Regions from separate parts of the Homo sapiens genome. Here region 1 is linked to region 2. Evidence: chromatin contacts called from ENCODE Hi-C or POLR2A ChIA-PET data. All regions are on one chromosome and are shown on one strand. The core of a region is the stretch at or near the end of the contact, and the rest is flanking DNA. Distances in the headings are between cores, read along the strand shown.

Region 1 (3,606 bases), core at 172-2,671, 130 kb before region 2:
CATCCCTCAGCATAAAGCTTACATGTGTCCCATCAGCCCCAAACCTTCCTAAAGTCACCCTGTCTTCCCAGAGGTGGTCACACTGCTGCTGTCTCAGAGCTTCGCCCTCCACAAAGTGGACTTTTTCTCTTATGTGGCTGCTAAGCTTCAGCATCCCTATCTGATGCTCATGGGACCCATCATTGATCCCATCTGAATTGTATTTGATAGTGGTTTTAGTTGGTATACAATGATTTTGATCCTGTTTCTCCAACGGGGCATCCACACTGAGTCTCTCCAACGCATCTCCATTTTGCTGGCCCACACTGGCTTTGGGTGAGGCATGTGCTGTGTTTGGGAATCCTTATTATCTTCCTGGAACAAGATGCAGGACAGCTGGTTAGGTGAGTGCCTCAGTGTGCTTCCTTTGAAAGGCAGGAAGCAGAAGAGGGTTTTGCTGTCACTCCGCTGTCTGCTGTGCCGTAGAGAGGGAGCTTCCAGCCCTGGCGATTTCTGCTTTCCTTTTTCAGAGGCTGGAGATCTTCTTAGCCCCCTACCCTTTTCTTTTTTGGCAGGTGGGGAGCAGGGAATTCACTGGGCCAGGGATGGGAGGTGTGGGGAAGAGTGGAGAGTGAGCTGAGCCTCGTGATTACCAGGAAGGTATTGAAGTATTTTGTATGTTTGGAAGGTAACAGGGTGAGGTTAAAAGGTAAATCTAGTTTTTCTCTGTCCACATTCCCTACACACACACACACACACACACACACACACACACACAGAGCACACTCAAGCCCTCATGTTGTACTGTTTCTGCCACCGTTTCCCTGCTGTTGTATTGCTAGAAGAGGAAGGTGATATTTTGGAAGACATTTGATCCATCTAATGGAAGAGGAAGAAAACAGAGAGATGAGATCAGGGGAATTTCTGAAAAAGAAATTCTGAAACACAAGGGACAAAAGAGTGAGTCATCGAGTCAGCAACAATCATGGGAGACCATCTGGCTCACGGCTTCCCAATTTTGTTTTTAGGGTTTTTAAAAATGTCTAAATGGCTTGACAATTACCTGCTCTGCTGCATTCAGGAGGGAGGAAGGGTTATTTACTTATTTACCTCTGACAATGAACATTTGTATAGAGATTGAGGTGGCACATTATATTTTGGGCTAGGTCTCTGAAATGAACCTTTGAAAACAATATATCTGGTTCGTAATGAAAAGGAAAAATAAAGTTAAAATAAGGTGGCAAGCCTTGGTTCACCTTTTTTCCTGGCTGGCAGATCTGCCTCCCCTCTGTTGTGGCTGAAAATTGCAGATGCTCAATTCCCAGACTCCTTTTCTGCCAGGAGCACCCTGTGTCCGAGAAGTTGACCTAAGGGCAAGTCTGCCGGGGAGGGGAGGGAGATGTCTCAGAGCGATTTTCCTGCCTGATAATGGGTGAGAGGCCACTGATGAGTGCCTATTCCTGTTTCCTTCCTGCTTAGCGTGCACAGGGTGTGATGTTTGGAGCAGCTACGTGGCTGTCCTGTGGCCAGGAGCAAATGCCCAGAGAACCCTGGGAAGGCTGACCCAGGGCCCTGACATGATGAACTATGGAACCAATTCAAGAACAGCACCACCAAACTTCTTATGTGGGGAAAACAAATTCATGTTGACGAAGTCATTTTTAGTCCAGTGGTCTGGTTTTTTGTTTGTTTGTTTGTGTTTTGTTTTGTTGTTTTGTTTTTTTTTGAGATGGAGTCTTGCCCTGTTGCCCAGGCTGGAGTGCAGGCTGGAGATCATGGCTCACTGCAACCTCTGCCTCCTGGGTTCAAGCAATTCTTCTTTCTTAGCCTCCCTGGTAGCTGGGATTACAGGCGCCTGCCACCACGCCCAGCTAATTTTTGTACTTTTAGTAGAGACGGGGTTTCACCATGTTGGCAAGGCTGGTCCCAAACTCCTGACCTCAAGTGATCTGCCCACCTTGGCCTCCCAAAGTGCTGGGATTACAGACATGAGCCACCATGACCAGCCTGGTCTGTTTCTTGAAAGTAATTTGTTACCTGGTAGAGACAGAGAAAACAATTTTCATGCAGGATTTTATTGAGTGGCTTACTCTGAGCCCAGTGAAATTACTACTAAACTTTATCACCACCATTTACCACCACTAATGGCATCAATAGCAACATTTATTAAGCATTTATTATATACTTGTCCTTTATATATATATATATATATGTATATTATTTCATTTAATTTCAACCCTATGAGATAGTTATTATTTATCCCCATTTTATAGGTAAGAAAATAAATAACAGAGAGTTTGTTAAGTAATTTGGCCAAAGTAATAGCTGATAAGAAATAGAAGTGAGGCCAGGTGCTGTGGCTCACGCCACGCTTGCTTTGGGAGGCCAAAGCAGGTGGATCGCTTGAGCCCAGGAATTTGAAACCATCCTGGGCAACATGGTGAAACCCCATCTCTACAAAAAAAAAAAAAAAAATTAGCTGGGCTTGGTGGCTGATGCCTGTGGTCTCAGCTAAGGCAGGAGGATCACTTAAGCCCAGGAGGTGGAGGTTGCAGTGAGCTGAAATCACACCACTGAACTCCGGCCAGGGCAACAGAGCAGGACCCTGTGTTAAAAAAAAAAAAAAAAAAAAAAAAAAAAAAGTGAACGTAGTTCCACAGTTTACCATCTTTTCCATAGGCATTAGACAAAAATTTAAAGTACAGCATATGTTTTAAAGTTAATTTTAGAAAGCAGTTAGTTATAAATGTTGTTCATACATAATAGCATCCACTTAACCATGTTTACATTGATCAGTGTATCCATTTTTATAATTATTTTGTTTTGTTTTTGAGACAGGCTCTCACTCTGTTGTCCAGGCCAGAGTGCAGTGGCATGATCACAGGTCACTGCAGCCCTGACCTCCTGGGCTCAGGCAATCCTCTTGCCTCAGCCTCCTGAGTAACTGAGACTACAGGGGTGCAACATCATACCCAGCTAATTTTTTTATTTTTATGTTTTGAAGAGGCAAGGCCTCAGTATATTACCCAAACTCCTGGGCTCAGTGATCCTCCTGCTTCAGCCTCCCAAAGTGCTGAGATTACAAGCATGAGCCACCGTGCCTGGCCCATTTTTACAATTATTTTGAATAGCAGTTTATTAGAATTCATTTAAAATATTTTGAAGGAATAAAAGTTTGTCAAGAATGAAGAACAAAGAATCAAGAATGAAGAACCATCAAAAGACAGTCTTGAAGAACCATCAAATCTCAGATTTGGAGAATGTCATGTGACTGAAATGTTTCGCTAACATCAGAATTTACCTTAAATATAATATTCATAGCTACCTGATTAGCAACCCCTATTTGAAAAAAAAAGAAAGAGAGAAACAGCTCGTGATTTTACTGAATGTATTTGGGTTCCATGTAATTGCTAAATTATTTTCTCAGTGACCACAACCCCGTTAAATAGAAATGAAAATATCAGGCTGCGTGCGGTGGCTCACGTCTGTAATCCCAGCACTTTGGGAGGCCGAGGCAGGCAGATGACCTGAAGTCAGGGGTTTGAGACTAGCCTGGCCAACGTGGTGAAACCTTATATTTACTAAAAATACAAAAATTAGCCAGGGGTGATGGCACATGCCTGCAGT
Region 2 (3,452 bases), core at 331-2,830:
TTGAACAGCTGTACTCCGGTAAATCTCAGTAACAAATGAATCAGGAATGATTTTGTGTAGCAAGTCACATGAAGGGAACTTCCTTAGAAAGACAGGTCATTAAGAGAATGAAGAAAGAAAAACTAGCAAACATTTGAGAAATTTAGCAACTGTTTTTTTTTAAATAAAGCAATTTGTTCTAATAATTATTTCCTAATCATCTTAAAATACGCTGTCATTAACGGCAGAGAAAGCTCTTTATTTCCTTTTGAATTTTAATACTGGGTAGAAATATAATTTACAATGAAAGTCAGCAGGAAAGGAAAAATACTAAAAACGAGGAGGCATAAAAAATGGAAATAGATCCCTGTAGTCAATTTTCTATCATCTATAATTTTCTATCATCTATATGTGTGTTACCCATATGCTGGGGTGGAGTGGGGAGGGGAGAGGGAGGCGCTGTGAAATACATCTGCCTCCGATCACAAAAAGATCAAATTAACATGTGAAAAGATATTCCAAGGAGCTGTGGGAGAGAAAGGCTTTTGGCTTTCACCATCTTACCTACTGGATGGGTTTGAAAGCATAAAATAAAGCTAAACTAAATTCAGGGAAACATTGATTCACCCAAGTGAATAAACAACTTACTGCATTTGCTAATCTAATTAATCAAACTCTGCTTCTCCTTTTCCAAAGGAGATTCACAGGCAGTAAAATAAATTAAATCAACATTTTTTTTTTCCCACTTACTAAAAATAAGCTTTCTTTCCCTGGGTAAATCGGTCATTTAAATTCCCAAGGCTGCACTCCCGTAGTCCTCTGGCAGGAAGCAATTGTATGGGTATAAAATCATTTCTGTGCAGATTGCAGAGCTTGGGCTCTGAGCATCATGTCTGAGTTCTGCCACCTAAACTGATGAATAAGATCAGTTTTAACTGAAGTTATCTTTAGAAACAAATGGCCTATGGATGATGTTGATTAGCAGATAAAAAAGCCTGTTACATGGATGTTTTATGAAACTTAAAACTATATTGATGGCAGGAAACAATGATTTTGGAGGAAATCCTGGAAAATTAAGGATATTTAAAGTTTGAAAACAATTGTAATTGTGAAAGTTTAGACACGGAAGTCATAAAAAAATTTCAGTTCAGTAGTTTGCAGATCTGTTACTTAATCTTTTTAGTTAACTTTAGATCAGTAGAATAAGATTTAGTTTTAGACTGTATGTATATACATACGGCAATTTTATACATACATACATTTACGTAAATACAATATACAAGGAAAAGTGAAGGACAGAGTAAACGGAGAAGAAAATGAATTAAAAGATTATAAAGTGTTGAATGACAGGCTTTATGTAAGTAAGGCAAAAATGTAACACAGGAATATCCTAGATAACAAGTTAAGTATGAGCTAAGACTGTATCGCTAGGTTTTTCATTTTTTAAAGGCGTTATACCAGGATGTGGATTTAGGAGGCCTGCAGTTTAGAATTGAGAAAGAGCTCACTGTTTATATTAAGTTCTACTCACACTTACTGCATTTCCTTGTCTTTGTCATGAATGGGCACCCTTCCAAGGAAGAACCTAAATGGAAAAGTGCTTCCAGCTGAGTTCTTAATGCTACCACCTTCGTCATCTGTCTGGTGCCCTCACCTTGAGGATCAAAGGATCCCCAAGGATTGCCTTTCCCCGCATTTCCTTCTCGGATGGACTTATTTCCGTTCTTTTTAGTTTTGTTCACCCTAGGATATTATGCTCAAAACTAATTTACATGCTCAGCTAATCTTAATTAAAATGTAAAGGCAGATCAGGGCACGATCAAATTAAGTTCTGAATATACTTGGATAGTTGGGCATCAGTTTAATGGATTAAACAGTTCTTGGAATTGCTTCTCTTTCTTGACAGTAAGTCTTAGTTTTGCTGTCATTTCTTAATAGTCCCTTTTACTTCTACTTTCAAGCTGTGACTGAACATTCTCTTTTAACTTACAGACTCTTTTGCTATCTGGAAACCCATGTCCACCTCTGACTTCCACTCAAAATTGCTTTCCTCACAGTCTGACTGCGAGAGTTGTGAAAAATTGGGATGTGCTTCTGAGGTGGGCTGTGGAATGCCATGTAAGTTGCTACTTTTTTTTTTCTGAATGCAGTGGGTATTCATGCGCAGTAGGGATGTTGGCATATCTCTGATGTTTCCTTCTAAGGCTGGTGAATCTGGGTTGTTGCTGTTGGGGTTTGTAATGTAGTCCATGTCTATTAGTGAAGACACAGAGGGCAAAATAAGCAGTTTCTTTCTTCTTTCTTTCTTTCTTTTTTTTTTTTTTTTGAGATGGAGTTTCACTCTTGTTGCCCACCCAGGCTAGAGTGCAATGGTGCAATCTCGGCTCACCGAGATCTCCTCAGCCTCCCACGTTCAAGCGATTCTCCTGCCTCCTGCCTCAGCCTCCCGAGTAGCTGGAATTACAGGCGCACAGCACCACACCCGGCTGATTTTTGTATTTTTAGTAGAGACGAGGTTTCACCATGTTGGCCAGGCTGGTCTCAAACTCCTGACCGCAGGTGATCCGCTGCCTGCCTCAGCTTCCCAAAGTGGTGGAATTACAGGCGTGAGCCACTGAGCCCGGCCAAATATATATATTTATTATTTTTATTTTTTGAGACGGAGTCTCACTCTGTAGCCCAGGCTGAAGTGCAGTGGCGCGATCTCCTTTCACTGCAACCTCCGCCTCCCAAGTTCAAGCAATTCACCTGCCTCAGCCTCTGGAGTAGCTGGGATTACAGGCGTGTGCCACCACGCCAGGCTAATTTTTTGTATTTTTAGTAGAGATGGGGTTTTACCCTGTTAGCTGGGATGGTCACGATCACCTGACCTCGTGATCCGCCCGCCTCTGTCTCCCAAAGTGCTGGGATTACAGGCATGAGCCACTGTGCCTGGCCAGGGGCCAAATATTTTTATAATAAATCCACCATCTCTATACTGTTCTGTGGTGAAATATGCTGAAGATTAAATGAAACCTTTCAAACTTGGTTATCATGGATTTGGCTGCATAGTTGGCCAAACTAGATTGGTTCCTTTTTTTTTTTGAGACAGAGCCTCGCCCTGTCGCCCAGGATGGAGTGCAGTGACACGATCACGGCTCACTGCAACCTCCACCTCCCGGGTTCAAGCGATTCTTCTGCCTCAGCCTCCCGAGTAGCTGGAACCACAGGCGCGGGCCACCACACCCAGCTACTTTTTGTAGTTTTTAGTAGAGATGGGGTTTCACCATGTTGGCCAGGCTGATCTTGAACTCCTCGTGATCCACCCGCCCCGGCCTCCCTCCTGGCATTATAGGCGTGAGCCACCGCGCCCAGCAACTAGATTGGTTTCTAAGCATTCACTTTGTGATTTGTTTCATTATCTTTAACATTCAAATTGGGGAATGACTTAACTAGATGCAGGCAAAGACAATATCTTGCTTACTATCTTTAAG

What was found. Hi-C counts contacts between places; a loop is a spot of excess contacts on that map. ChIA-PET counts read pairs that join two places held with the same protein, here RNA polymerase II (POLR2A). Pooled maps may share reads with other maps.
Region 1: a loop to region 2 is called in a map of endothelial cell of umbilical vein, with 2.2 times the contacts of the local background. The contact joins two enhancer-like sites. A Hi-C loop is called at or near these places in 3 of 168 maps with a recorded cell type or tissue (endothelial cell of umbilical vein, heart left ventricle and right cardiac atrium) and 2 of 50 pooled maps. POLR2A ChIA-PET finds 5 or more read pairs at or near these places in 9 of 52 experiments (A549, AG04449, BJ and 6 more).

What each region holds. Positions count from the first base shown.
Region 1 is chr6:21,614,775-21,618,380 of GRCh38, forward strand. No RefSeq gene overlaps it. Among named protein-coding and RNA genes, the nearest start is that of SOX4, 23 kb to the left of the region's middle. Within about 2 kb of position 1,422, at least 2 of the 41 ENCODE cell types and tissues checked have a DNase peak (open chromatin) inside an H3K27ac peak, as active enhancers do; they include PC-9 and endothelial cell of umbilical vein, where a contact is called at or near this core.
Region 2 is chr6:21,740,946-21,744,397 of GRCh38, forward strand. All of the region lies in intron 2 of CASC15 (cancer susceptibility 15), which reads left to right. Among named protein-coding and RNA genes, the nearest start is that of CASC15, 76 kb to the left of the region's middle. RefSeq lists enhancers at 1-628, 629-1,552. Within about 2 kb of position 1,581, at least 3 of the 41 ENCODE cell types and tissues checked have a DNase peak (open chromatin) inside an H3K27ac peak, as active enhancers do; they include PC-9 and endothelial cell of umbilical vein, where a contact is called at or near this core.